2 separate regions of the Homo sapiens genome follow, and region 1 is linked to region 2. A link is a loop called in an ENCODE intact Hi-C map of the cell type or tissue named here. Cell type or tissue: sigmoid colon. All regions are shown on one strand. Links, peaks and the distances in the headings refer to the core of each region. The heading gives the core; the rest is flanking DNA. Region 1 holds the start of LOC105374901 (a long non-coding RNA gene). Region 2 has its middle 31 kb from the start of LINC03055.

The links. A loop is a pair of places that touch in the nucleus more often than their neighbours do. Peaks named below come from ENCODE experiments on the same cell type or tissue, not always from the same donor. Only the 100,000 strongest peaks of a DNase experiment are listed, where the experiment ranks them.
Region 1: a loop joins it to region 2, with 2.2 times the contacts of the local background. A loop is called at or near these places in 5 of 110 quality-filtered maps.

What each region holds. Positions count from the first base shown.
Region 1 is chr6:6,751,367-6,766,955 of GRCh38, forward strand. The region is part of intron 2 of LOC101928004 (a long non-coding RNA gene); the gene reads right to left. LOC105374901 (a long non-coding RNA gene) reads right to left here and starts at 7,936. Exons shown (of 2, transcript NR_187807.1): 1 at 7,589-7,936; 2 at 540-1,159. It overlaps LOC124901254 (a long non-coding RNA gene), which reads left to right and starts at 7,990. Exons shown (of 2, transcript XR_007059436.1): 1 at 7,990-8,129; 2 at 8,435-8,628. RefSeq lists an enhancer at 1-501. In sigmoid colon, for the core only: a CTCF peak has its summit at 8,007 (motif pointing right); a DNase peak (open chromatin) is centred at 7,985; H3K27me3 peaks cover 467 bases.
Region 2 is chr6:6,908,557-6,924,145 of GRCh38, forward strand. No RefSeq gene overlaps it. Among named protein-coding and RNA genes, the nearest start is that of LINC03055, 31 kb to the left of the region's middle. RefSeq lists an enhancer at 10,246-10,295. In sigmoid colon, for the core only: no CTCF peak of the experiment used is centred there; a DNase peak (open chromatin) is centred at 7,365; H3K4me3 peaks cover 759 bases; H3K27ac peaks cover 986 bases.

The sequences.
Region 1 (15,589 bases), core at 3,039-11,038, 160 kb before region 2:
GGCCTGGGAGGAGGCCTTTGTACTGCCCAGAGGAGGGGCCACAGTGTCCCTCCAGCCACCTGCTCACTGGTTTTACCAAAGCTGGTATCCACACATCCCAAGGGTCTCCTCAGAGCCCATGCCGCTGAACAAACCCACGTTTTTTAAAATGAGAGTGACACCAGCCTGCCCATCCTCACAGTGCAGCAGGGTGTGAGTGTGCAGTGGGGAGCAGGGAGCTAAATCCTAATATACGTGATGTATTTTGAGATTCCAAGGAGCTCCTGGATATGCATTCAAGGGTGGCAGTGTTTCAGGAGGGGCAGATGGGTGTGCAGGCAGCCACACCCTTTCCCCTCCCCCTCCCCCTCCCCCAGCAATTTGTTCCTTTTCAAGTTTGAGACACGCAAGTCTTGCATCTGTGTCTCTGGAGCCGCCTACACAAACCAGCGCAGAGATCACAGGGCTGGGACTGGCTGGCGACAGTTCGCTCCCTTAACTCCAGAGGAGGAAATGGAGCCAGAGGTCGTAAAACGATGATAGAATCGAAAACAAGACCATTTCTTTCTGTACCCCACACCCTTTTTACTTTCACAATGCACACACCCACACCCCACATGCACACTCACACCCATGTCCAGGGTGGCTGGACAGAGCCCCTCCCAGTACTGCCATTCATTTTGCATACATGTTTGGCTGGCTAGTGGGCAGGATTATGTCTGAGAAAACCTCCTTTTAATCAATCTGATGCTTGCCAGCCAAGGAGCTGACAACTGTGCAAAGCACTGAGCCATGGGGCAGTGTTCCGTTTTGTCTCCTCTGGGCAGCTGACAAGATGGAGTCCCTCGGAGGTGAGAGGATGGTTTCTAGAAGCACAGGAATTCTCAGTAGTGGATTAAACTGCAATGCAGACCTTCTGCATCCCCAGTGGAGAGTCAGAAGCCTGGGAGGATGCTAAGCATTCCAAGCAAGCAGTCTTCCAGAAAACTGCCAGCTTCCCCACAGCAGCCAGGGTGATGATGGGAAGAGTTGCTGCAGTCCTCGGCTTCAGCTTGTCCAGGAGCCGGCCCAGCACACCCAGCAGACTTCCCAGAGAGCAGGGGCTGGGGGATGGGAGGGGACCCAGTCCCCTCAGACTTCACAACAGATAGCCACCTTACAGAGAGGCCCATGAAATACACTTAAAAGGGAGGAATAAGGAAGGAAGAAAGGGAGGGAGGGAGGGAGGGGGGAAGGAAGGAAGGAAGGAAAGAAGGAATCTGTCAACAGCTAAGCTATGTAAGAAGGCTCATGCTAGGAAGTCTATATTTTTTACAATGATAAGGATGCCAGTTTGTCTGGGACTTTGCTCATCAAACCCTACTCATACCCCCCATAAAATCCCTTGCCTTCTCTATCGCCAGTTCTTAAGGACTTCATTTTTTCACTTAGCCGTTAGCCATTCGTGAACCTTACAAGTTGTGTTCTGAATTCTACCTTAGCTACTAAACCATACCTAAAGATACTGGCTCAGGAGCCAGCTCAGTCTAGTCTTATCCTGACTGTCCTGACACTGGGCCGTGAGCAAGTCTCTCAGCCTGTGGAGGGGAAAGGTGCTTGGAAGTCAGGCAGCCCCGCCTGGCTGCAGACACCACACAGGCTGTGCAATGGTGATATATTGTGATTTAAAATAAGAAATGTGTATTTTGGCCTATGTCTCTGGTTTCTGGAACAGAACTCCTAAAAGAAAGACAAACAAACAAACAAACCAACAAACAAAACTTTGTGATTTCTTGAGCAATAGGAGAACATCTTTTGTTCTAACGTTTGGTCTTTGACATGGTTCTCAACATAGAGCTCCTAAATCCCTTGGAATTTCCTGGGTGATAGGAGTGCTTTTGTTCTAATGAGGCGGCCCTTGGTGTGCTCCTGAGTCAGGGCTGGTCACCAGCAAGACCAAGCTATGATTAGAAGCTTGGAACTTTCAATCCCAACTCTCATCCTTTGGGGAGACTGAGGGGCTGGAGATTGAGTTAATAATTGACCATTCCTACATGATGAAGCCTCCATAAAAATTTCTGAACTCTGGGGCTCGGGGGGCTTCCGGGTTGAGGAATAAGAACACACATGTGTGCCAGAAGGGCGGCACACCTGAGAGGGCATGGAACTTCCTCGCCGCTCCCCCATACCTTGCCTTCCACCTGGCGGTTCCTCAGCTGTATCCTTTTATAATAAATGGGTTAAAGTAAGCAAAGCCTTGCCGTGAGCGCTGTGAGCCATTCTGGCAAATGATTGAACCTGAGAAAGAGGCTGTGGGAGCCTCAGATTTGCAGCCAAGTTGGACAGAAGTTGTTTGTAACCTGGGCCCTACTACCTACAATTGCAAGAAGTAGGGGGCAGTCTTGTGAGACTAAGCCGTTAATCTGTGGGATCTGACACTATCTCCAGGTAGATGGTGTCAGAATTGAATTGTATTGTGGGACACCCAGTTGGTGGCAGAGAACTGGTCAATGTGCCAAAAACCCACACATCTGGTCACAGAAGTGATTTGTGTGGTCAGAGAGAGTACAGAGAAGGAAAAACAGTCAGTTTTTCCTGTCTTACTGATGGTCACCAAGGTTTCACCCCATGGCCTTTGGGGACCTGGGGTTGAAAGAACAACCATCGGGGGTCCTTGAAGCTATCTTCCTGCTAAACATTATCTAAAGCAGTACATCCAATATGGCAGCCACTAGCAACGTGTACCCTTTGAGCACTTGACATGTGGCCATTGGGATGTACTGAAAGTGCAAAAGAAAAAACCACTGGATTTTGAAGATAGTGTAAAAAAATAAGGTAAACTATGTCGATAATTTTTTAGCATTGATTATATGTTGAACTGATAATATTCTGATTTTATTGAGTTAAATGTCATATAGTATAAAATTATATTCACCTTTTTTATTATCATAAAATACAAATATCATAAAATTTACCTTTTCTTTTTTTTGAGACAGAGTCTCGCTCTGTCACCCAGGCTGGAGTGCAGTGCCACACTCTCGGCTCACTACAACCTCTGCCTCCCGGGTTCAAGCGATTCTCCTGCCTCAGCCTCCTGCGTAGCTGGGACTACAGGTACCCACCACCGTGCCTGGTTAATTTTTGCATTTTTAGTAGAGACAGGGTTTCACCATGTTGGCCAGGCTGGTCTCCAACCCCTGACCTCATGATCCACCCTCCTTGGCCTCCCAAAGTACTGGGATTACAGGCGTGAGCCACCGTGCCTGGCCAAAATTTACCATTTTAATCATTTTAAGTGTGCAGTTCAGTAGTGTTAGGTACATCCACATTGTTGTGCTACCATGACCACCATTCATCTCCAGAACTTTTTCATCATCCAGAACTGAAATTCTACGTTCATTAAACAATAACTCTTCATTCTACTTTCTGTCTCTATAAATTTGACTCCTCTAGGTAATTCATGTAAGTGGGATCATAAAGTACTTGTCCTATTGTGACTGGCTTATTTCACTGAACATTGTCTTCATGGTTCCTCCCTGGTGTAGCATGTGTCAGAATGTCCTTTTTTTAAAAAGCTGAATAATATTCCTTTTTCTGTATAGACCACATTTTGTTTATCCATTCATCTGTTGTTAGACACTTGGGTTGCCTCCACTAAGGGTGGTTATTGTGCATAATGCTGCTATGAACACAGTGTGCAGATGTCTGTTTGAGTCCTAGCTTTCATTTCTTTTATTTTATTTTTTATTTTTTTATTTTTGAGACGGAGTCTCGCTCTGTTGCCCAGGCTGGAGTGCAGTGGTGACATCTCGGCTCACCGCAACCTCTGCCTCCCAGGTTCAAACGATTCTCCTGCCTCAGCCTCACAAGTAGCTGGGATTACAGGCGCCTGTCACCATGTCTGGCTAATTTTTGTATTTTTAGTAAAAACTGGATTTCACCATGTTGGCTGGCTGGTCTTGAACTCTTGGCCTTGTGATCTGCCCGCCTCAGCCTCCCAAAGTGCTGGGATTACAGGCATGAGCCACCGCGCGCAGCCCTAGCTTTCATTTCTTTTGGGTATATACCAAAAGCAGCTGCACCATGTTACATTCCCATCGACAGTGCACAAGGGTTCCAATTTCTCCACATCCTCAGCAACACTACTTTCTGTTATTTATTTTTAAGTTTTTCATAGAAACCATTCAGAGAAACCATGGGTATGAAGCAGTATCTCATTACGGTATTTATTTGCATTTTCTTAATGATTAGTGATGGATCGAGCGTCTTTTCATGTGCATAGTGACTATTTGTATATCTTGTATGGAAAACCACCTGTTTCCTTTTACTTTTTTTTTTTAATGTGGCTACTAGAAAATTTAAAGTTACATGTATGGCTCACAATGTATTTCTACTAGACAGCTCTAGTCTAGAGCAAATAAAGGTACAGCTCCTACCATACGGACTGTTTTAGCAATGGAAGGAATCCTGTTATTTAGAATGTGGCAAATGCAGTTCCAATTAATTATCTCTGAGTTTCTTTCCAGGAATAATATTTTATGGTCTCTTTCTCTCTCTGCTCTAAGGACTTAACCTACTGCTTTCATGTCAAAGGAGAAGAAAGGAATCATTCCCCCATACAACGTGGAAGACCCAAAGGTTCAGGGGATCCCTCATCTCTGTAGAGTGGACTGGCTCTTCTGACTGGGGGGTGTCTTGGCTTCAGAGCTCACCACTGTCCTGTACCTGGGGGAAGAGGCATCCATGCATATAAATTAGGCTGATAAAAGTTTGCACCTTCTGAGGTTCCAAGGGAGGGACGAGATACCATCAGAATCAAGTCCCTCAGGCTGGGCACAGTGGCTCACGCCTGTAATCTCAGCCCTTTGGGAGGCCGAGGCGGGCGGAGCACCTGAGGCCAGGAGTTCGAGACTAGCCTGGCCAACATGATGAAACCCCATCTCTACTAAAAATACAAGAACTAGCCGGGTGTGTTGGGTGGGCACCTGTAATCCCAGCTACTTGGGAGGCTGAGGTGGGAAAATCACTTGATCTGGGAGGCAGAAGTTGCAATGAGCCAAGATCATACCACTGCACTCCAGCCTGGGCGACAAGAGCGAAACTCCATCTAAAAAAAAAAAAAAAAAATTTAGTCCCTTGGTCTTGGGGTGGAGACTGCAAGTTTGTTCTGCTAAGATAAATGCATTTCTTGATTCTACAAGCCATCCCACCCACAGAGGCTGCTCCTAACAGAGGCTGCTCCTAACGGATTCCTGGGAATCTCATGCTACATTTAGTAGAAGAAAGCTGTCATCATTTTCCACCATTGAACAGTTATAAGAATGGGGTAGGCTCCAAAGTTACTTTTCATACGTTTTCTTATTTCCTCTGAGGAAACAGCATCACCAGCCCAGATTTCCTTCCTTTTATCTTATTTAAAATCTCGCAAAGGCATGACCCACCATCAGGATTGAGCTTGGCACTTACAGAAAACCCACAAATGCTGTGACCTAGAACTTAATTTCAAAGGTAGAAAGAAGAAAAAGAAGAAATTTTGTGGAAAAAGCAAGAACTATCATGATGTCTGTCACTTTTTCTTTCTTTTTTCTTTTTTTTTTTTTTTTTTTGAGACAGAGTTTTGTTCTTATAGCCCAGGCTGAAGTACAATGGCATGGTCTCTGCTCACTGCAACCTCTGCCTCCCAGGCTGGAGGGATTCTCCTGCCTCAGCCTCCTAAGTAGCTGGACTACAGGCGCGCCACCACACCTGGCTAATTTTTTGTATTTTTAGTAGAGACGGGGTTTCACCATGTTGGCCAGGCTGATCTCGAACTCCTGACCTCAAGTGATCCCCCGGCCTTGGCCTCTTGAAGTGCTGGGATTACAGGTATGAGCCACCACGCCTGGCTGTCACTTTTTCTTTCTAAGAGGAATACATTTGCAGCAGACCAGCCTTTGCAATAGCTGTTAATGTGGCTTGAAAGGAAAATGAGGACAATATTTTAATGTCAGATAACAAAGTGGAAACCAGGCAACACTATGATCTGGTCACCTATATGAAAAGATAATGAAAGAGTAATACGAGGTAGAATATATTTGAATGTATTGAAGGAAAATGCTCTGTAAACATAGGCTTTATAGTTTATGTGTAAAATATAGCTTATAGAAATGTTATTTGCTGGCCAGGCGCAGTGGCTCACGCCTGTATTCCCAGCACTTTGGGATGCCAAGGCAGGAGGATGACCTGAGGTCAGAAGTTCGAGACCAGCCTGGGTAACATGATGAAACCCTGTCTCTACTAAAAATACAAAAAATTAGCCAGGTGAGGAGGTGGGCTCCTGTAATCCCACCTACTCGGGAGGCTGAGACAGGAGAATCACTTGAACCTGGGAGGCGGAGGTTGCAGTGAGCCAAGATCGTGCCACTGCACTCCTGCCTGGGTGACAGAGTGAGACTCTGTCTCAAAAAAAAAAAAAAGAAAGAAAAGAAAAAAATGTTCTTTGCTATCTAGATTCATATAAATACAGGGGACTTGATATCTTGGAAATAATAGTAACTCATGCCTTGATAAATCCTTTTATACCCTAAATTTTTGACCCTGTAGTAGAATCATCTAATTTCTCTGTAAAAGAACCATCGAATTTCCCTATAATAGAATCATCTAATCTCCCTAATGTCAGTGTCCTCATCTGAAGAATTAAAGATATAATTTGCCCTACAAGATTTGGGGGATTTTTGTAAGAACCTATTGAAATAATAGATGTATGAACATTCTAAAAAGTTACAAGTGAAATAAAAATGATTTTATAAGAGTAGTTCATTATACTAGATTTCCTATCACACTGACTAACACTGATATTCATGGAAAGAAATGAGAACCTGTACCAGCACTGTTGAAGACTGAAACAATATGGGATTTCCATCCATCCCACCAATTTACTTGGATCATCTTTTTAGGAGGCTTACAGGGAAGTTGTGCATCATATAGTTTATATTTAATATACAGAAACTTTTCTTTAAGGCAACCTGAGGCTGGGCGCGGTGAGTCACACCTGAAATCTTAGGACTTTTGGAAGGCCAGGGCAGGCAGATTGCTTGTGCAGGAGTTTGAGACCAGCCTGGGCAACAGAGCAAAACCTCATCTGTACAAAAAATACAAAAATTAGCCAGGTGTGGTGTGGTATGCGCCTGTAGTCGCAGCTAATAGGGAGGCTGAGGTGGGAGAATCACCTGAGCTCAGGGAGGTTGAGGCTGCAGTGAGCTGTGATTGCACCACTGCACTCCAGCCTGTGTGACAGAGTGAGACCCTGTTTCTAAAAAATAAAGAGACCTGAGTGAGGGTGGGAGAGAGTTAACCAAAGAAAACTGAAAATAATACTAGAACCTTCGCTATTATGGGCAGAAAGTTTCCTGCAAGCAGCAGCCAAGTTCCCAGAGAGGAAAACAGTGTGTGTCTGTGTGTGTTTAGCTTCATAATCACAGAACGCTTAGGTACTATGTTCTTTTCTCCAATCTTCCTTCTTTCCAAAAAAAAAGAAAAAGAAAACGAATATGGATGCAAGCAGCAGAGGTCTCAGAAATCTTCAGGCAGTTCTGCCTGAATTGCTAAAGCAGGGAGTAGCTGAGGGCCTTGCAGCCCATTCCTCTAGTACCTGTGGCATCTGGGGCCTGCAGCAGGTGTGGCGGTGACGCGGGTTGTTTGTTTTCCAGGGTCAGGTTGGCCCATTTCTAGCCCAGGGCTCTGGGTAAATGTTTAGATTTCATTTTCTGTCTGGTGTTCAACTCCTGGGCGTCAAAGGCAGGCCCCCTGCATGCTGCTGCCCTCCCACGTCCTTTGTCTCCTCCCCGGGGCTGGTGGGAACACTAGAGGTGAGAGGAAAGGGGAGGGGAGGGAGTGGACGCTTTGCCGAGATTCCAGCTCTCCTCAAGAGCCGCTTTCCAGGCACAGCATCCTCCTCTCCCTCGCCCTCTCTAAGGAGGGCTAGCAACGCCCCAGTACTGGGAATGGGGCTTGTTTACACAGCTCATTATTCTCGCTTTGCAGTTGCTATAGCAACCACCAGGGGTCAGTTTCTAGAAGGAGAGGAAGTTCCCTTTTGGGGAGTTAGCCTTCCAGCCCCTGTGCAAAGCGCAGCTGAAAACAAAAGCCGTAGACACCCATGAAGGAAACACATGGAAAAGCTTCCTATGACCGTAAGCATCCTTTAGGGCAAAAACCACTCAGAGACGCCACGTCTCTCCCTTGCTGAGAGTCTCCAGCACAGCTGACGGCAGAATGAAGGTCTGACCCCCGCACGGGCCAGGCTTTCCTCTCGCCCCACCCGATCCTCTCACCCCTTTGCCCTGTCTTAACGGCCTGAAGACATTCGTTGGTAGTTAAGATGACAAGGGCGGCTACCTGGGTTCATTTAAAGTGATAAGTTTCATTAATATTCTGTATTAACTGAGGACCAGGAAGATCTCTGTGAACTGGTACGATTCCCATCTTCTTCCTGAAGGGAGACGCAGCACCGCATCAGAGCAGCGCGCCCATCTCAAGATCCACACCCACGAGAGAAGAGCCGCGCTGCTTCTGTAGAGCTTGCTGGGAAGACCCCCCCAGGACGCCTGGCCAGTAAAGAGTGGCCAGCACTAACCTGCTTAGCTAACTTGATTTAGCAAACAAAAAATACAGATGCCTAGTTAAGTCTAACCTTCACAAAAACAAGGAATTTTTGTGTAAGTCTTCCACGTAGCATCTGGGCCATATATACAGTAAGTCTGTGTAATCCACCATAAGCCAGTCCTTGCCCTCCTCCTCACTGCTCATCATCGCCTCCAAAAACGTATAGCAGATTGTATAGCAGATGTATAAGTTCTCTCTTACAAGCAAATAAAGTGCCAGCTTACTGTTCAGGATGATCTAACCCTTGGACTAGCAGGCTGATCATGAAAAAAATGAAAGGGACTGATTTACATATATGCAAATCAGAGGCCAGGCTAGCCAGACATGTGAGTTCACTAATTTTCCCTCAGATATAAACACCAGCATGAGTTACTTGATTGGTAAACAGAACTCATTTTGTGAATTATCTAAAATCAGTAAAGGGTAATGATTTCTATTTGTTTGAAAGGAAAAACATTTGTACTGTATATGTTTAAAGGAATAGACCAAATTTGTTTCAGTGCTACACACGTACATGGAAGAAAGTCATATTTGCATTTATCAAAGTCACACTCTTCCCAGCATTTCTTTTGCTAAGGTTTTACTTCTTCACCAAGAAGGGTGGCTCAGTGAAAGTTTTACTGAATTTTGTGGCAATTCTGGAAAACCTAGACCGTTGTAATCCTGTGTTGACCCTAAATCCACGAACCCAAAACTTAAGGCAAAAAAAGTTAAGCATAAACTTTTATGAAAATAGCAGCTGTAATATATTCCATCAGGTCCCCACCAACTCAGACTGCAGACTCCCACAAGCTCTAATCCAAAACAGGTAATTAAAACTGTGAAGCCAAACATCAATAAAAATGTTCTCACCTGTTGCTAACTCTAAAAATCTCAATATAGATTTCAGAGAGAAAAAGTGTTGGTTTTAGAAGCTGATCCTTCTAAAGCCCAGAACACTGAGTTCTAATTTTGTCTCTTCAGTGTCTGATTGTGACCTCTGTGGAAGTCTGTAGAGAGTTCTGACTTGGTCTCCCCGTGGGCAAAATGCAGTTACTGAATTTTATGTGTTCTTCACCTAACCGAAAGTGTGTAAGAATGTCTATACTTAACACTGTGAGCGCTTCAGACAAAAGGAAGTACAAATGTGATTTCTGCTCTTCACCTTTTAAGCAACTTTAGAAGTTGGAATCAGTTGGTTTAAAGCACTTAGAAATAACTTCATTTTGGAAACCCTATTTTCATTTATTTAAACCAATAGTCCCATAGTCCTTTCTTAATCGTCAATAAACCCCTACGTTTGAAGCTCAAGCGGTCTGATAGTATCTCTAACACCATTCAACAGCTATTAGATGGGATAATCACCTGTTTATCCTCATGTCACTAATTCAAACGCTAATTGCACTCTAGACTTGGTTTATTCCCTTACTGAAGCCAGACCAGGTGTGCAAGACCCTAGAAGTATGCTGCGGTGTCATGGAACTCCAGTTTCCAGTAGTACAGACAGAACACACGCACCCTTGCACAAAAATCAGCATGTCGCCCACAACTGTGAAAAATTAGTAATTACCTAAGTGACAGATCACAGGGAAGTAAACCAAAGGAAACCAGAGCACGTATCATGCAATTAAAACATTTGTGTATACAGTTAAACACGAAAAAAACAACCATATTGAGTTAAACATAAAACTGTCTGGAATTGGTGGGTTCTTAGTCTGACTTCAAAAAGGAAGCCTCAGACCCTCGCGGTAGTAACAGTTCTTAAAAGTGGCGTATCCGGAGTTTTGTTTCATTATTACGTTTGGGTGTGTTCCGAGTTTTTCTTCTAGGTGGGTTTAGTGGTCTTGATACCTCAGCAATGAAGTTACGGACCTTCGCGGTAACTATTACAGCTCTTAAAGTGGTGCGTTTGGAGCTTTTTCCTCCCACCAAGGCTCAACAGCTTATATTAGCTTCGAAAGTAAAGCTACAAACCTTCGCAGGGAGTGTCATAGCTCACAAAGGCAATATAGTCCCACATAGCAAAACAACAAAACTCCCACAAAGCGCGAGACGACCCGATACACGTTCCCACTAACCAGCTGGGGGCAGCCTGCTTTTATTCTCTTATCTGGCCCCACCCACATCCTGCTGATTGGTCCATTTTACAGAGAGCCGAGTGGTCTGTTTTGACAGAGTGCTGATTGGTGCGTTTACAATCCCTAAGCTAGACGCAAAGGTTCTCCACATCCCCACTAGATTAACTAGATACAGAGTGTGGACACAAAGGTTCTCCAAGTCCCCACCAGAGTAGCTAGATACAGAGTGTTGATTGGTGCATTCACAAACCCTGAGCTAGACACAGGGTGCTGATTGGTGTGTTTACAAACCTTGAGCTAGAGACAGAGTGCTGATTGGTGATTTACAATCCCTTAGCTAGACGTAAAGGTTCTCCAAGTTCCCACTAGACTCAGGAGCCCAGCTGGCTTTACCCAGTGGATCTCGCACTGGGGCTGCAGGTGGAGCTGCCTGTCAGTTCCCTGGCGTGTGCCCACACTTCTCAGCTCTTGGGTGGTTGATGGGACTGGGCGCCGTGGAGCAGGGGGTGGCACTCGTTGGGGGAGGCGGGGGCTGCACAGGAGCCTATGGAGGCGGGGGAAGGCTCAGGCATGGCGGGCTGCAGTCCCGAGCCCTGCCCCGTGGGAAGGCAGCTAAGGCCCAGCGAGAAATCAAGGGCAGCGCTGGTGGGCCGGCACTGCTTGGGGACCCAGCACACCCACCGCAGCCGCTGGCCCAGGTGCTAAGCTCCTCACTGTCGGGGGCGGCAGCGCTGGCCGGCTGCTCCAAGTGCGGGGCCCGCCAAACCCACGCCCACCCGGAACTCTAGCTGGCTCTCAAACGCCGCGCGCAGCCCCGGTTCCCGCTCGCGCCTCTCCCTCCACACCTCCCTGCAAGCTGAGGGAGCCAGCTCCAGCCTTGGCCAGCCCAGAAAGGGGCTCCCAAAGTGCAGCGGTGGGCTGACGGGCTCCTTAAGTGCTGCCAAAGTGGGAGCCCAGGCAGAGGAGGCGCCGAGAGGGAGCGAGGGCTGTGAGGACTGCCAGCACGCTGTCACCTCTCAAAACTTATGTAAACAATATGGGAAAATATTTTGCACAGAAAAAGAAAAAATATGCTGGGAACTAAAATAAATCAATTTTTAAAGTACTGATTAAAAGCAAAGACAATCGTAGGAGTCAGGGATACATCAGAAGTTCCTGCTTTTTACATTCTGGAAGAGAAAAACAAAACACAAGTACAGAACTCATCAATAAGATATATTTGTAGAGTGATGATCTTAAGAAAATTTACAAAGGGCTATGGGGAAAGGGTCTGCTTTAGTTTGGGTGTTGAGGGAAGAACTCTCACAGAAAATGCGAACAATGAGAAGCCCCAAGATAGGAGTGGGCTTGGCATGGTGGAGGAATGGGCACAGGTTGGAGTGCAGTGAGCAGGGAGAGTGTGGTAGAAGGTGTGTTTGGAGAGGCCCCGGGAAGAAGCAAGGGACAGGTGCAAGGGTGGAGGGAGAGACCAGAGTACCCCGCTAGGGCCAGATGTGCAGGATAGAGCATGGGCTAGGGTGGCAACCATGGAGATGGATTCAGGTAATTTTTTGAGGGTAGAACTGGCATGAATTGCTGATGAACCAGATTTGGGGTGGAGGAGAGATGGGAATACTGAATCAAAAGAGAAGAATCTCTTATGACTCCTAGATTTTTGGCCTCAACAACTGTATCGTAGTTCCACTCATCAAGCTGAAAAGGACTCGTGTAGGAACAGGTTTGTGGTGGAATTTTTTATTATTATACTTTAAGTTCCAGGGTACATGTGCACAACGTGCAGGTTTGATACATAGGTATACATGTGCCATGTTGGTTTGCTACACCCATCAACTCATCATTTACATTAGGTATTTCTTCTAATGCTATCCCTCCACCAGCCCCCAACTCCCCGACAAGCCCCGGTGTGTGATGTTCCCCGCCCTGTGTCCAAGTGATCTCATTGTTCAATTCCCATCTATGAGTGAGAACATGCAGTGTGTGGTGGAAAATTAAGAGTTCTGTTTAGACAATTTTATGTTTGAAATGCCTGTTAGATATCCCAGTGAGGATGTCAAGTAAGGAGTCAAGAGGCTCTGAAGTCTGCCTGTCAGGGAAGCATCAGGGCTGGAAATATTTTGGAAGTCACTTGCATGTTGATGGCTTTTAAAGCAAGATACAGTATGGAACAATGTAGACAGACTACACAGAGAAGAAAGGCATCCCACAGCAGAACTAGAGACTGGGCTCAGGAGAAAGAGCCAGTAAAGAAATGACAGCAGGCACAGTGGCTCACACCTGTAATCTCAGTGCTTTGGGAGGCCGAGGCATGAGGATCACTAGAGACCAGGAGTTGAACACCACCCTGGGCAAGATCCTGTCTCTACACAAAATCTTTTTTTAACTAGCTGGGCATGATGGCATGTGCCTGGAATTCTAGCTAATTGAGAGGCTAAGGTGGGAGAATCATTCGAGCCCAGATGGTTGAGGCTGCAGTGAGCCAAGATCACACCACTGAACTCCAACCTGGATGACAGAATGAGAAGCTGTCCCTAAAAGAAGAAAGAGAAAGATAGAGAAAAAGGAAGGGAGGGAGGAAGGAAGAAAGAAAGAAAGAAAGATAGTGAATTAGAAGGAAAGCTAGGCGAGTATGGCATGCCAAAACCAAGAGAAAAAATTTAAGACAAAAGAAAACAGTAATGGTATGAAATGCTGCTGAAAGTTTGAGAAATAGTGAGAAGTTACTATGGTTTGGATAATTGTCCCCTCCAAACCTCATGCTGAAACTTATCCCCAATATTGGAGGTGTGGCCTAGTGGGAAGTGTTTGGGTCTTGGTGTGAACCTCTAATTAATGCCCCCCTTGGGGTGAGGGAGTTCTCATTCTATTCGTTCCAGAGAGAGCTGGCTGTTGGAAAGAGCCTGGCACCTCCCCCATTCTTGCTTCCTCATGTGCCATGTGATCTCTGCACATTCCCCTCCCATTCACCTTCCGCCATGAGCCTGATGCCCACAGCTGATGCCCAATCTTGAACTTTTCCAGCTCTTAGAATTGTGAGCCAAATAAACCTTCTTTCTTTATAAATTACTCAGCCTCAGATATTCCTTTATAGCAACACAAAACAGACTAAGACAGAAGCTTCCTCTGGTTTTGGCAACACGGTGACCCTTACAAGATCAGGTTCAGTGGAGTGGTAAGAGTGAGAAGAATGGGAGGGGAGGCAGTGGGTTCAGTGACCATAGATGACACACATGAGTGACCCTTGGAGCAGATCAGAGAAACAGGCCAGAGCTAGAGCTGTGCCAGCTGGGTCAAGGGAGAATTATTTTAGGGAATGATTTCAGAGCACACTTGAATATTGGTAAGAATGATCTAGTAGAAAGGATAAAAGAGATGGTGGAGGAAAGAGAGAAAAAGAAGAGAGATTACTGAAAAGCAAGCAGGATGGAATCCAGAGAAGGTAGGATTTGGCCTTGATAGAAGCAGGGAAATTTCATCCATCATAGCAGGAGAAAAGACCAGAAAGAACTGGCATAGATGTGGGTAGACCAGGAGATCTGGAGGGAACAAGGGAAGGGGGTTCCTTTCTGATTGTTTCCATTTTCTTGATGCATCCTAAAACAACATTGATAAGGTTTGTGTCTGTGCCCCTACAAAATCTCATGTTGAGTTCTAATTCCCAATGTTGGAGGTGGGGCCTGGTGGGAGGTGTTTGGGTTATGCGGGCAGATCCCTCATGGCATGGCGCGATCCTCACAATAGTGAATGAGTTCTCCCAAGATCTGGTTGTTGTACAGTGTGACACCTCCCACCCCAACTCTCTCTCTTGCTCTGGCTCCTGCCGTGTGAGACACCTGCTCCCCCTTCACCTTCTGCCATGATTGGAGGCTCCCTGAGGCCCTTAACAGGAGCCAAGCCAAGGACCAAACGCAGCTGTGTTCCAATAAAACTTTATTTATAGGCTGGGCACGGTGGCTCACGCCTGTAATCCCAGCACTTTGGGAGGCCGAGGCGGGCGGATCACGAGGTCAGGAGTTCGAGACCAGCCTGGCCAGCATGGTGAAACCCTGTTTCTACTAAAAATACAAATAGCCGGGCATGCTTGAACCTGGCAGGCAGAGTTTGCGGTGAGCCAAGATCGCACCGCTGCACTCCAGCCTGAGAGAGAGAGCGAGACTCCATCTCAAAAAAATAAAATAAAAAAATTTTAAAAAACTTTGTTTATAAACGCTAAAATTTGAATTTCAGATAATTTCTATCTTCATAAAATATTCTTCTTTTGATTTTTTTCCAACCATTTAAAAGTAAGAAAACTGTTCTTAGTTCATGGGCCTTATACACACAGGTGGCCCACAGGCTGTAATTTGCTGACCTTTGTGTTAGAGGAAAACATGCGGTTCTTTTTCGTGACAGACTGGGAAGTGAGTGAAGCCTTTGGCCAGGGCATACCTCTCTTGGACAGCGTGAGGTGGTGCGGCCATCCAGGTGCAGGGTCTTCTGAGCCATGTCAGAAACAGTTAGGGCTTCTTGCCTCCTGCTAGCAGAGATTTATTTCTCCTTTCAACTTGTATTTTCCAACTTTTCTTTAAAAACCCTGTATTAATTCCGGCATTTAAAGGTTCTGCGTATCTTGCAGCAGAGAGAAACAATTAGTCCTGTACAAGTGACCATCTGCACCTCCAGTGCTGACTCAGGAGTTGACAAGAACCCAAGCCTCACTGAGGTTTGAGTGCCAGCTTTGCAACCTTAGCTGTCTTCAGGTTGTGAAGTTCATTCCAGTCATACTGAAATTTCAAGACAGTTAATCTATAACTATTTTGGATTAGGAAATATTATAGGCATATTTTACTAATTGAATTGAGAATACCAACATGAAAAATTCTTTTTAACATTCTAATTTACTCTCAGATTTTTTTAAAACTACTAAATTATTTTTAAATCCTGTGTATCTTCAT
Region 2 (15,589 bases), core at 3,479-11,478:
GCTGTATTTTCAGCTTTTATAAAAGGTCTTTGGGCCGGGCAAGGTGGCTCACACTGGTAATCCCAGCACTTTGGGAGGCTGAGGTGGGAGGATCGCTTAAGCCCAGGAGTTCAAGACCAGCCTGGGCAACATGGCAAAACCCCATCTCTACCAAAGGAAAAAAAAAAAGAAACAATTAGCCGGGCATGGTGGTATGCACCTGTAGTCCCAGCTACTCAGGAGGCTGAGGTGAGAGGATGGCTTGAGCCCAGGAGGCCGAGGCTGTAATGAGCCGAGATCATGCCACTGCATTCCAGCCTGGGCCACAGCCAGACCTTGTCTCCAAAAAAAGTCTTTGAAGCCTAGAGGCCCACTTATTTGGGGCAATGCAATGGTTAGCTCATATGCATTGGCCTTTGCGTGTGAGCCAGGGGAAAGCAGCACCCCAATATCAGGATGCAGCTTTTCCTTCTCCCAAGATCCACAATCTTGTTTCTCTGAGGTTAATATGCCTACATCCTAGACAAGGAGGAAGGCTTTCTTCCTGTTTGTTTATGAATGGAAAGCGTGCTGGCAAATTAAAGAATTTTTTAAAAGATCCTCCCCTCCCCCCAAAAAAGACCTACAGGCAAGTTTGGAAACTTCTAGAAGGGTAGAGCAGAAAAACGCTTGGAAAATCAAGGCCATGAATGGGGCTGTTAATGTAATGCAGGAGAAGTCCTGCCGGGACGGAGAACTGTGGGAACAACTTATAACTTTCCATGTGGCCTTAGGCTGGACGTGAAAATCTGATAATGACGATTTTTAAGCACGCAATGAGCAGAAACATCTGGAAACACGTCTGTGTGCTGGTTGGCAGGTACAAATGCCCTGACTGAGAAAAGCCATGGGAGAGAGCCATGGATGAGCAGTCCCAACATTGCAGGGACCCAGCAACCGTCGGCCCCAAAGCCCTGTGCTCTCCTTTCTCCTTCAACTCCACCTTCCAGCCGCAGAGTGAGGGCCAAACACTCAGAACCTAAATGTGCAATGTGATCCAGTCGCTTAGAGTGCTCTGGGGATCTTGTTGAAAGGCAGGTCTGGAGGGGGCCTAGGACGCTGCATCTCTGCCGGGTCCCAGGTGGTGCTGGCTCTGGCGAGCCCTGCCACTCCACAGACCTCGCTTTGAGTAACGAGGATCTAACCAGGAAGGGAAAGGAACCCCACACCCCGACAGCGAAGGAGCCTCATGAACATTTGCTCACCAGCCCCATTTTCTTCCCCGTTCCGACACATTCTCCGCGTTGCCGTGAAGTCAGAGAAGTCTTCCCAGATGCAGAATCGGATCACATCTCGCCCCTGTCCTTTGCCCTTTGCCCTTTGCTGTTAGAATGAAGTCCCAACTCCCAGCTTGGCATTTCAGGACTCCGGGCAGCCTGGTGCCAGTTGCCCTGTGGAACCATCACCTTCACCTCTCTCTGCTCCACTACAGGCAACTTCTCCCTCGGCTGAGCAGCCCAAGCTCTTCCACACCTTCTCTCCTTCTTCCCCTCTCCATCCTTCATCCGAGATGTCCTCCTCTCTCCCCACCACTGAACTCCTCCTCACCCTGTGACACCCTCCCCTCCAAAGCCTTCCCGGCCAGGCAGTTGCTTCCCATAGCCATCTTTAAAGACCTCTGATATAGTGCATAGGCCACTGCATTGATATGTTTTATGATGCTTGTATGTTGCCCCCTAAACTGTGAAACCTCAGGAGCAGAGACTGTTTCATATTTGGGCAATCCCACATCTTCACACAGCACTGGGCACGTGACATACACAAAAACTTAAAGAAGGGAAGGAATTAAGTATCACATCCATTCCCATCTCTCTCCTCCCAGCACATCCCCTTTTCTTCCCAGGCCTTCCATGCATCTTTTTTTTTTTTTTTCGAGACAGAGTCTCACTCTGTTGCCCAGGCTGGAATGCAGTGGCATGATCTCGACTCACTGCAACCTCTGCCTCCTGGGTTCAAGCGATTCTCCCGCCTCAGCCTCCCGAGTAGCTGGGACTGCAGGCGTGCACCACGATGTCCAGCTAATTTTTGTATTTTTAGTAGGGACAGGGTTTCACCATGCTGGCCAGGCTGGTCTCAAACTCCTGACCTTAAGTGATCCACCTGCTTCGGCCTCCCAAAGTGCTGGGATTACAGGTGAGCCACTGCACCCGGCCGGGGTTGTATCTTTGTGTGGCTTTAAAATATTCATGATAAGAGCTAACTTTTCTAGCATGTTAGACCTCATTCTAAGCACTTTAGTCTTAAGGCATTTAACCTTCCTAATGATTTCCACAGCTCTACCAAGTTATCATTGTCGTTCATTACTGTTCCTGTTTTAAATGTGAGGAAACTGCAGCACAGAGAAGGCAAGTAACTTGACCAAAGCCACACAGCTAGGAAATGCTTGTGCCAGGATCTAGACCCAGGAAGTGGGATGTTAAAAAAAACAGGATGCATCTTTGGCAGGGCCTGATAATAAGAGAAATGAATCACAACTCTGTCCCTTGCTCCTTGCCATGCTTCATCCTCACCCAGCTTCCGAAACAAACAGCCCTCAGGCAAGCTTTTTCTTTGTAGTGGATGCACCCTGGAGCTGGACTACGTCCCGGTGTGTCCTTCATGTGGTGCTCACAGCCCTCCTATGGGCCATCGGAAATGTCATATGTGGCAGCCTGTCAATCATTCAATGATAAGGGAATAGGGAAGGGAGCACGGAGCTCAAACATGTGTTTGCAACCAAGTCGAGGGGTGTGCGAGGGAGGGTGGGCACTGCCCTTGGGCTATGAACAGCATCCCACAACTTCCAGGCAACACGCACAGTGCCAGAGCCATACTGAGTTGGCCTGCAGATTTCACAATGTGAGTCTCTTGACCCCAGTTGGGTCTTGGTCCAGGTGTAGCATCCATGTTCACTGTCACAGAGGGGTTAATGAGAGCCTCAGTGGATGCCACCATCCCAACCAGGACCTTCCAAAAAGAACTTGAAGCAGACTAGACAGCTGGTGTCGGGGCCAGTGGGGCCTGACTTCCCCACTTGCCATTAGAGACACCCAAAGCAAGGAGGTGGATAGCCCTACCACTAGGTTGGCTGAAGCTTTGAGAGGTCTCAGGTGCGATTCAAAGTCTGCGTCTGTTCAGCCCTGCTTCCTCCCCCTTCATTGGCCTAGATTGCTCGTAAACTTCATCTCAGCGTGTGGACAGCCCAACCTGCAACAGGCTGGACTTGGAATAGGATATCTCCTCCCATGTTCTTGCTCCCCTCTTTCTCCTTCATGAAGCCTGCATGTTACAATCCCTCAGCCACACAAAACTAGTTTGTGTCTGCAAAAGACCACGCATATCTGTGTGTCCTCACTTGGGCTCATTGCGATCTTCCCTTCCCCTCCTTTTCCTGCATCATCTACCTGGCAACCTTCTCACCTTCCTATGCGGCTCAGCTCAATGGCCTGACTCTCCTAGCTTTCTTTTTCTTTTTCTTTTTTTCTTTTTGAGACAGCGTCCCACTCTGTCATCCAGGCTGGAGTGCAGTGGCACAATCACTGCCCTAAGGGATTTGGGCCCTTATAACAGAGATGCTTGCTCCTTCTACCACATGAAGAAACGATGAGAAGACAGCATTTATGAGACAGAAATAGGACGCTCACCAGACACTGCATCTGCCGGCACCTTGACCTTGGACTTCTCAGCCTCTAGAACTGTGAGAAATAGATTTCTGTTGTTTATAAGCTGCCCAGTTTAAGGTAGCTTTAGTATAGCAGCCTGAACAGATTGAAAGAGCAGAGAACAGCCAAAAGAGAGTTTTGATAACTGGCTCCTTCCTTGAAAAGGAGATTTATAGATCTGTGGCATTAAGTTCATAAGATTCATACCTGGAAGGAGGAGGAGGGCAATTTATTCAACAAATCCTCCCTAAGCACTTCAGTGTGCCCAGCCCTGTTCTAGGCACTGGGGATGAGGCAGGAGCTTACAGTGGTGGCCCCGTTATGGTCCAATGTAGCATTCAATTAAACACTAGTGCAACATCCAAAAATATATTTCATTCTCTACTGTTGTTTCTCATAAAAACACCAAAGAGGGAGTGTCCATTCATTATCAGAACTGACAATTTAAATCCTCTTTCTCATCGCCTCCATTTGCCACTCTCACACCCAGCAACTGCCCCCAAATCCCCCCATGCAAAACGCCCAACTCCCCACAGCCAGTTCGGCCCCTCCTGTAATGGAGAGCAAAAGGCAGCAGCAGTGACAGAAAAATAAATAGGTCATTGCCTAAAGTTGGCTCCCAAGTCAGAAAGGGAAGTGCTAGAACCCAGGGCCCCAAAACAGGGAGCGGAGCCCCACCAGCTACCATGCTTTACATTTTTTTTAAAGGCAGAAATAAATCTTCAGGAGGCCACCGACTTCATCCTACATCATGGCAGCGAGCTGCCTCTTGGGGAAAGCTAACTCCAGATGGTGTTTATCAAGGAAGATGGTGAGAAGGAACAGCAGTGTTTATTGTGAGAATGTAAAAGATCCTTTGTCATTGTTTATTGGCCATTCCTGACACATCGAATGACTAGTGTGTACTTTATTATTCTGTTTGATGGATATTAAGGAGAAAAAAGTCACTCATCAAGTGCTGAAGAACTGCCTTCTGCCTAAGGCACTCTATGAAGATGTAAATTTGATAATAAGTTCTGCCAGACATTTTCAGCCCTTACGAACCAGTGAGCTGGACAGCCTTCCTTCACCACTTGATCCAGGGCTTAAAGAAACAGAAGGGCAATTGCCTGAACCCCTACCAACCTCAGGAAGTATTTGTTTTGTTCCTGCTTTTTGGCTACCTCACCACCTATGCTAATAAGAATAGCTACCATGTATTGAAAGAGTACTATGTGCCAGGCAGGGTGTCTGCCCTCTTCCATGGATAGTTCTCGGTCAACATGCTTAGATCCACCGCATTCAAAGATGAGGAAGTCAAGGTTCAGCAGTTTCCATGGCTTGCCCGAGGTCCCGCAGCTAATACCAGAAGGAACCATTTCACTGACGCAGGAGTCAGTAGCCCAGCTCCCTGGGGTGCCCAGCCACCCTGCACCTTGGGACAGGAAGAGGGGCAACCCTGCTTTCTGTGCAGATGAATTCATTCACAGCTCACAATAAGGCTTTGCCCCTGCAGCAAACTCCACCAGGTGAACCCGACAGCTGATCACTTTCATGGGGAAAGAACATCACTTTTATTTTATTTTGTTTTATTTTTTAAAAATTATAAATTACAAAATAGAGACAGAGTCTCCCTATGTTGCCCAGGCTGGTCTTAAAACTCCTGGGTTCAAGCAATCCTCCCACCTCAGACTCCCAAGTAGCTGGGACCACAGGCACGCACCACCACGTTTGGCTAGTGTTTTTAAATTATTCCTGTAGAGACGTGGGTCTCGCTCGTTGCCCAGGATGGCCTCAAACTCCTGGGTTCAAGCAATCCTCCCACCTTGGCCTCCCAAAGTGCTGGGATTACAGGTGTGAGTCACTGCACCCAGCCAAGAACATCATTTTTACTAGTTAAGATACCAGAGGGAGACAAACTGAGTTGATCTGGAAGCTTTCTAGACAGTCACTATCAGAACAAGATGCAAAACCCCAAGCTCTGCTGTTTCTAGATTATTCTTTGGCACATGTAACCTCTGAATCTCTCATGGGAAAATTCAATCCCTCTGCATTTTGCCAACCCTGAAATTGACTCAATCCCATTTTAAATGTTCACTCTCCCACCCCAACCCCTGCAACTTTCTGAATAAGTTAATTTTAACAAGGGGAATTTTGCTTTTCTTGTTAAACACATATGTAAAAGATGAGCTGTCTAATTGGTGACAGGTTATTCCAATATTATTGTAACAAAAACCATAGATCTCAGCTATTGTAATTCTTCTAAAAGTGTATTTTGTTTCTAATATTTCAATATAAATCTTTCAAGTGTTTGAGACACAGTGCTGCCTGCAGACAATTGAGGATGGAATATACAGACAATTAGACCTTACCCCTTGCAGTTCAGCATTCACTTTGGAAATAAAAAGCCTTTTTAAAACATTAGTATTGAAACAAGTTTGGGGGGCAGGTACTTTCCTTTTGCATTTATTTATTTATTTATCTATTTATTTATTTATTTATTTATTTATTTATTTATTTATTTGAGACAGGGATTCTCTCTGTCGCCCAGGCTGGAGTGCAGTGGCACAATCTCTGCTCACTGCAACCTCCATCTCCTGGGCTCAAGAGGTCCTCACACCTGAGCCTCCCGAGTAGCTGGGACTACAGGCCTGCACCATCATATCCCACTAAACTCTTATTTATTTTTAAACAGAATTATAACAGTAGTTTAACGGAGACATTTAAAAATTCACTTAGAATTACACCAATCTGACAAATAAGTTCTTGTTATTTTCCCTTCCAGACGCACACATAATTTCCCACCTCTGCAATCCTATCCTGTATGTTTTCAACACTGCTGAATAAAAATATCATTAGTTTTTGTGCATATTATTAGTAAGGGCTTGTTTCTCCTCCAGCTAGCAACACCTAGTAGCTGGGTATCTATGCATCATATTGGGTGCATAATAAATATGCACCTCAATTCATTTGAGGTGCATCTGATGAGTATTTATGCTTTTAGCTTGGTCACAATTCTTTCACATCCATTATTTCATTTCATTCTTACAGTAACTCAATGAGGTTTTATTATTTTCATAAATGCAGAAAATAAGATAGTAGGTTGTACTGTGGCCAACAGGGACAGCTTTTCTCTAAAGGATCAGGTAGAGAGTGAACTCTGCTGGCCATACGGTCTCTATGGCAACTACACAGCTCTGCCATTGCCCTGGGAAAGCAGCCCCAGACCATATGCAAATGAGTGAGTAGATCAGTGTTCTAATAAAACTTTATTTATAGATCCTGATATTTGAAGTCATATCATTTTATGTATCATGGAATACTATTCTCCTTTGATTCTTTTAGACATTGAAAAAATGTAAAACCACTCTTAGCTTGTGAACAGTACATAAACAGGCGGTGGCCAGATTGCCCCGCCTGTGGGCAGTAGTTTGCCAAACCCTGGCCCCCTGAATTAGGATGGACCATGAAAGAGCTCTAATTGGATTGTTTCTGCTTTCATGGGTGAGAAATCCCAGCCTCCAGAAGGCAGGTAGTTTGCTGTGGCCGGGTAGAACTAGAACTCAGATATTCTGAGTCTTAGTTCAGTGCACTTTCCACACGAAGGCACTGCTTAAAATGAAAGCAAATAAAAAGCCAGTTAAAGAGAAAACTGCAAAAACTGCTCAGCATTTCACCCAAAGACAAGAACACCCCGTACTGGCTGCTCGGCCGTTGCTACTTTTGCAGACAGCTTTTGGCATGCTTTCAGAGGGCTTGAGAAATGATCACTGGTTAGGCAGAAATCGTTCCAAGAAACAGACAGTGACTTTTGCTCTGCTACTTCCTTGCACTATTACAATTTAACTCCTCTTCTGCCTGAGTTATGAAATCCGTAAAATAAGGAAATTGATATTATCATTTTACCGTTTACGATAGTTTCACTCTTTATACCAGCTCTAGCAGTCCAAAAATACAATTCCACTTTTTCTTTTCCAGGTAAGGGCTAGCAAAGTGGTTGCATAACAACCACGACAAAGCAGCTGAACTTTCTCCATCCCTTCTGTTTGCTGGAGCTCTGAGTTTCCCCTAGCCTCTTTCTCTTTGTTCTCTACTGTTTCAGTAGGAACAAAACCTCACTAGCTGGAGGTGATAAGGCAGAGGAAAGGTGAGTCCACCCCTCCCAAAAATCAGACATTCTGACAGCTGGAGTAGAGACCACGGCTGTGTGTGTGTGTGTGTGTGTGTGTGTGTGTGGGTGTGTGTGGGTGTGGGTGTGTGGGTGTGGGTGTGTGTGTGTGATGCCACACTTCCACATGCCTGTGCTCATGGAGAGAAAATGGAGACAGAGTTAAACTTTTGGGAGGAAGGAAAGCAGAAGGAGGCAGGCAGCACTTGGTATAACAGAGTAGAAGTCTACCTAGCCATAAGTTTCACCTTGCCACGTGGGCAGAGAAAAGAACACTCTGGAAGTTCTTTCCTATTCCCTGTACTGTTGCCTCCATTAGCCTCTTACTTGATTCGTTCTCAGTGGCCTGCCCTGTCTCTCCGGCCTGGCTGCCCTGAGTCATCAGTCCAGACAGAAGGCCCTGGGGGCCAAGTCACTTCCCAGGCCTCCCTAGGCCCCTCGTTTGTGCACTGTGTGCTTGGTCCCACCTCCCCTGCAGAGCACCCCACCTGCGTGCTAGTCCAGTGTGGGCCAATGTGTGAGCGTCTGCAGCCTCCCCTCCTGGCCTGAGAGCCCCTGAGACCAGGGACTGCATTCACTGGACCCATCACTGGGTGCCAGCCCCTAGCAAAATGCCTGGAACACAGCAACAGAAACTGTTAAATGTTACAGAGCAAGTGAGCCGGGTTCCAAAAATGAAAAACTGAAAAATAGAAACCCACACTTTCTAATGAAGACTCTGTGTTGGTCACATAGGGCCTGCTGCCCTGGTGGGAAGCTGGACTGAGCTGGGGTCCACTGTGATCTCCAGCAGGGCAGAAACAGCAAGGGCCTTAGGACTCAGGTAATAAACAAGCCCTGACCTTCTGGGGGCGACAAGGATCATTAAGGTTATTCTCCCATTTGCCCACGTTCCACCTGGTGGAGGTGCTCAGTTGGCGAGAATCTTTGGCTCTCCTAAGACCCAAAGGCTTCTGTGAGGTGAGTCAGTGGGGAACGTGGCCTTGTCGACAGAGTGCACTGGCATTACCTGAGATGAGATCCGGGGGGAGTGGCCACAGAAGTGAAATGAGTAGCAAACTACACAGCCTAGAGTCATGCCCACAAGATGTCCTTTTTCCTGCAGGTTCTCCATCCCTAAAATTAACATTGTTACCATCTTTCTCCCACTTCACCCCTCAACTTGGAATATTGTCTAGCAAATACTGCATTGCTGCTTTATTCAGTCACTTTCTTACATTACCACTTTCAACATTTATTAAGCATCTACTATGTGACAGTCACTGAGCTGAGTTCTATGGAGAAAAGACAGAGGAAAAGCAGATTGGCTGCCCCAGAAGCTTGTAGTCAGTCTGGGGAAGTGGAGAAGTTAAATTACCCATTTGTAATCAATAGAATTTTATTAGGCACCTATTAAATGCCAGACACAATGAGAAAGTAGGTTAAATGAAATAATGAAGCCCATAATCCAGTAAAACTGATAAACAAATATGCAAATAGCTATGATACATTATAAGATGCAATATGGTTGGAATAAATGGGTATTAAGCATAAAAACTTCAATTTGCCTGGAGGTTGGGGAAGCCTTCACCATATGAGTTTTTAATTGAGCCTTGGAGAATGAGGGGGAAGCAGTGGGGGCGGCGGGGAGAAGCAGAGGGAGAATTTGGAAGGAGGGGCCTTATGGACCAAGTGTATAGATTCGGTAAGAACCCAGGCCTAAAATACTATTATTTAGAGAATGCCAAGTACACATGGGCTTGGGGGAACCTGGCAGAAAACACGGGAAAGGGGTGCCAGGCTAAAAATAAAATTGGTAATGTACCCCACAAGCAATGGAAAGCCAAGGAAGGCTCTCAGGCCAAGGAATGCAACCACCATGCTCAGGTTGAAGAACAACCATTGACTGAAAGAATTAAAGGTCAGTGTGGGTGAAAAACCAAGTTAAAATTCTAAAGCAAATATTTTGACTCCCATTCAAGTGCTCTTTCCATCACACAAGTCAACCAGGACAAGGCTCAAAAAGAAGCCACCAATCTTTGACCACTGGAAAGTAGCTGGGACCTTCCAAAGGAAGAGATGGGAGGCGAAGCTGTGAGCACAGAAACGTGGGAAGTGACATGTATTCCCAGATAGTGGCCTCTTCCAGGGCAAGGACCATGTCTTACCAATCCGTGCATGGAAGCATCTTGCAAAGGCAGGTGTGAACTCCCTGGGGAGGATTCTCTAGAGAATGAGCAACTGCAGGCTGAGCAGGAGCGTGTGTGTGGGTGTGGAGAGAGGTATCCTCCACTGCGCTGGTCTTTCATGTGGGGTAGCCGAGATCTCCTCCTCACCGCCATCTGCACAATAAGCCTTTGCAATTTCAAAGCACCATCCCACGTTTTCTCACATGTAACTGGCTGGTGGAGCAGATGTTGATGGGGAAGTCCTGCTGAAATGACTAATCACTGTCGACTGCACTGGAAAGAGAACCCAGGCTAGAAGCCAAATAAGGCAAAATGACATCACAGCAGCTTAAGAAAGAAAGGACCATTCATGTCTGACAAGTGTGTGATATTTGCGACTCAGAGCTTTATTAACAGCGACGGGGCCCCAAAGCATTCCTACTTGTCCATCATATAAAAATTTAACAACAATTGGATTCCACAAGTCTTATCAAATACACACACAGACTGTAGTAATTAAGATCCTTCAGGAATTATATTTTACATTTAGTCCTACGTCTAAATTGAAAAAGATTTTCAGATCACTTTCGTGTGCACTGTAGGCTCAACTGTTTTTTGAAACTGCTTTACAATAACACAAATTGTGAGTGTTAACATAATAGATGCAATAATGTCTAATACATTGTTGCTAGGCATTTACAAAAAAGCCAAGCGCTATTAAAGTATGTGGTCAAAAGATTACAATGTAACTGAAGCCACATAATATGTTATAATGAGTATAAATTATGCATTTAATTTTAAAGGTTAGCTATATGTTTAGTAGAGTGCTTTAAAAGCAAAATAATCTGATGACATAAACTTGAGTCATGCAAAAGCAAGTTGGTAAATATCGCAAAATATGATGGAGAACAATTTGGTCTCAGCTCTGGACACCCTAGTACTTTAATTGATAATGTGTCTTCTGGTTTTTTGGTTTAGGATGTTTTGGCATAAATGAAAAAAAGCAAATCAGAAACTTGTTTTATTCCAAGCAGCTGGGGGTGTAGATCTTGACTGTAATAGGCCACAAGGGTCCAGTTACACCAAGACCCTCAAAGAATTCCAAACCTTATTCAGACTGGGCATGCTCTAAGCCACCTGGTAAGGGTCACTCTGACACAAAACCTAGGATTCCTCTTGTTCCAGAATCCCTGAGCTTACCTTGGAGAAAGCAAGGGTGTGTGTGTGTGTGTGTGTATGTATGTGTGTGTGTGCACGCATGCCCATGCACACCCATTCCTCTTTAACTCTGCTTTCTTAGTCAATTGCAATATCCCGCCAAGGCCATGTTAACTCCTCCCTGCCTCTAATGTGGCTCTTTCCTACTTCCACCCAGTGCTTCTGCGACGTGGTTTATCTGCCTCCTTTACGGGAGACAGGGCATTTCAACTGGTACTAACCCTATCAACCATCCCTCCTCACCGGTCCACCTCCCCGTCGCCTCCTTCCAGCGGCATCTCCTCACCCTGCCTCATGCACTGGGGCCACCTCTGCCAGCTTTCCATCATGCAGACACCTCCTCTCCCGCCTCTTTCTTCAGCTTCCTGCCTCTCCTTGGAGAAGACATCTCCTTCCTCCTGCCTTGTCTCCCCTGACCCCCACCATTCAGTGGTGACGATGGGTGTGGCCGTCCTTCCCTTTCAATTCCAGTCCGAGTTCTCTGCCAGTAAGTGGCCTCTCCCTATGCCACCCATGTAAATGACACTTATCAGAGTGTTTCTGCATCATACCCAGCCTGGCCACTGCCAGCGCTCACCCAAGCCTAACTCAGCACCTGCTCCCCTAGCAAATCACAACCTTTCCAAGATCCACCTCTCCCCAGGGGCCATCTTGTTCCCTAATAACCTCCAAATTTCTGATCTCTGTTCTCACAAGGTCCTTCAATTACTCAACCTCTTTATACAACTGGCAGCCCTTCAACCCTCTCCTGGCTATACCGCCAACTCATTCTCTCTGTAACTCACAGCCAGTGCTACTGTTGCCCTTATCAGAGCTCTGCATTCCTCCTACCAATGCCAGTATTTAGCCATGATGGCCAGGTCCCACTCTCCCATTGGTTATGAACTCCTGCCTTAAGAACTCCTAATAGAGTCCACTGTGTTGGGAGTACTGGGTACCTGAGCTGTGTGGTGATACTGAGTTGGGGCGCTCCTGGGCACCACGGCCTCCTCAAGTCCACATGCAGGCCCCTGTGATGGGAGAGAGGCCTTGTAAAGACCCACTCTGCAAAGAAAGGGAATGAGGCAGACATGCCCTAGAGATGACAGAGCCTGGGCCAGTGCATGAGGAGCTGCCAGACAGCTTTCAGGTTCCCATGATGTCAGCCTCCACTTCCTCCTGTTGAGCTCCCCGTGGGTCCCCTGACACCCTACAACAAATCCCACTTCACTTAAGCTAAGTAGGTTTTTGTTTCTCGCCACCAAGCCATCCTTGACTGAGATACCTTCAACACAGCTGCGGGGTCGTCCCTCCCACCCACTTGCTCAGTCTTTTCCCCTGCGGAATCTGCTTGCCTGTTTCTATTGATACAGGCACACACCACACAGAGCCTTAATTTTCACTTGAACAAATGCTGCCTGGCTTTGTCCCAAAGAGAACAAGAGGCAGCCCCATGACTTAATCACACAACAGGTGAGCCAGTCCGTGCCAACGTTTACACCAACTTGTCTCGGACCTGCTGGAGTTATCTGCCTGCCGGAGTTTCCTAACAAAAATCCTAATCACTGGCATTAAATTGTGGAATATCCCAGAAGTTTGCAGCACCCCGGCTCCACAGCAGCAGGAAGCACTCCGGCTTTGAGGGTAGAGTTGTATGCGGAAGGATGACCACAGGGTAAAATGTGTTCAAGCAAACATTCTTCATCTCAAATCACTTAGAACTTCAGCAATAAGATGAATGGTTCCTATGGCAATGGATAAGCCCCAGGTGCCAGCAGAAGACTGTAGCTTTCTCAAAACTCCTTAGGACAAGGGTACCTACTCTCTATCACCCCTGTGCACTGGCCACATTTCTTCTTTCAGCTTTGGTCAAAAGTAAATGTTCTCTTGCACATTTTATGACATTGTCTAGAACATTCTCTTCTGAGACAAATTCACTTCTTTTCCTCTTGGGGGTTTCTGAGTGTACGCTATCTCGTTGTTCCTAAAGATAGGATGCGCCTACAACAATTTTGGATTTTTCCTGTCCAGTGTTGCAGTTTGGGGATATGGAAGGAGGTTGTTCCCATGTGTTTCATTTGATTTGGATCATCCTGTCTTCCTCTCGCTCTCCCTTGCCCTTCACTCTTCCCAAGCTCCCATCCTGTCGTTCACGTTCAGATACGACACGAACCGTCACACAGCTTGTGGATGTGAATGCATCCTTTTAGCAGCACCTCTAAATGAAAGGGGCACACTCGGGGAAGCACTCAGTTCTAACAAATGGAAGGTGGTCTTCCCCGCTGGACAGAATAGACTGCTTTGAGAACCCAGGATCATGTTACACAGTGATGTCCACTGTGTATCCTTTCCTGCAGCCTGTCCTTTGAGGGGCCACACTTTGACATAAAGACTGGTATGCCACATTAGAAAGAGCAAAAACATGTTCTCTATGTTCTTTTTTTAAAAAATTTTCTGGTTGATTCACAGAAGCAGTAATGACCATATGTATAGATATAGCTTCTATGGTACATATTTTTTAATGTGAATAAGAAATAAAGTGATACTGATGGGAGCATGATTTGCATTACACATATTGTCTTAGTCCATTTTGTGCTGCAATAACAAAATATCTGAGACTGGGTAATGTATAATAAACAGGAATGTATTGGCTCATGATTCTGGAGGCTGGGAAGTCCAAGATTGAGAAGCCAACATCTGGCAAGGCCTTCTTGAGTCATCCCATGGCAGAAGGCAGGTGGTAGGGGAGCCCTGACTTGTTTTTTTAATAAAGAACCCACTCCCAGGATAATGAACCCACTTCTGAGAAAATGGCATTAATCCATTCATGAGAGTGGGGCCTCCACGACCCAAACACCTCCCATTAGGCCCCATCTACAAACATCACTGCATTGGGCTTCAAGTTTCCAACACATGAGCTTTAGGGGATATATTGAAACCACAACCCTATCATGCTTGGTTTTATCATGATCACAAACAGGCACTGGCACTGTGCAAGGAAGAGAAAAGGCTGAGTGCATTCATAGGCACGTTTGGTTTAAGTGGCCGATGGTCCAGGCGCCATCTTGCTTCTCTACTCTCCACTGGGGGCCATGAGCTTTGTTTGCTACAACGTACTTTCCTTATTTGTAAATACATGGATTTTTATTTCCCATCTTGTATGCTGTATAGGCTTTCTCCTGTGATATTTAGGATTGTTTTTGCCCATTTTGATTAAACAATTCAGTTTTAAGTTTTCAGTAACAAAATATATCAAATACCTTTACAATGGCAATGCCTGCAAAAAACAAATAATTTGTGGGAAAGTGTCTCCCTTTTTTAACCATTGAAATAATTATTTTTTTATCAAGTTGACACTTAAGGAGCCATGAAAAAGAAATAATCATTTTTTAATTTAGATTTTCATAACCCAAGGTTTCTTGGGAATGTAGCCATGGCCTTATTGCAAAACAGAGCATACCATGAAATCTCAGTTATCCAGAACGGCATTTTCTAGTTAAGCAAACATTGGATGTACTATATGCAAAGAAGACTAAGTTAGCAGTCAGGATACCTGACAATCTATCAGGGCATCACTGCCAGACAGAAATACTGCGTGCAGAGACTGTTCCTTTTGTTCTAATTCTCTGTACGTCAAGCTACCACCTGCCCACGTCTCTGGCATAGCACAGCAAGATCAGCCCACTAGATGGAAGGGCCTTGGGCAAATGACTGGCCCTGATTTTTAAGCCACGTTCCTTCCAGTGGAAAATAATTTCACTAACCTAGAAAGGTATTCCGAATTTATTAACTAAAATATTAGTTTTTCAAGTGTGCACCTCAGGATTGGATTAGGGAAGGAGGCTGAGGTGGCAAAGATAGATGCAGGAAGTACGAGGAGGCTGTTGTGATAATTCAGAGGTGAAGGTGGCTTGGACCAGTGCACTGAGGATAAAGAGAATTCGGATTAGGTGGGTTACAGATCATTGACATTTTCATATAGAATTAGGTTAAAAACCTTATTTGGGCTCAGGGACACTTTTTTTTTCAGTCAATTTGGTTAGCATGAGTCAGACCTTTGGTCAACATTTAACTGACCAAATCCAGTTTCAGGACCTAAGAATTCAATGGTTCCACTGGGAAAAAGCCCCAGGAAGGCTCTGCCTGTCGTAGACAACAGAAGTCTCCCTTACATTCCATTTCACATGTCTATATAGGTATATATGTACACACACACACGGATGTATCGTAAAAGCCACAGAAGATTCACGTAAAATGTTTATGGACCCTGGATATACCTCACAGAAGAGTTTTCTGAATTAAGACTTCACAGAGGCAGTTGAACAAGAAGAAACATGAGCTTTGAAGTCAGAGAGACGTGCCTATTACTAGCTCCGTGACTAGCGAAGATAAGTTACTCAGCCTCTCAGCCTTAGTGTCCTCATAGGTAAAATGGACAC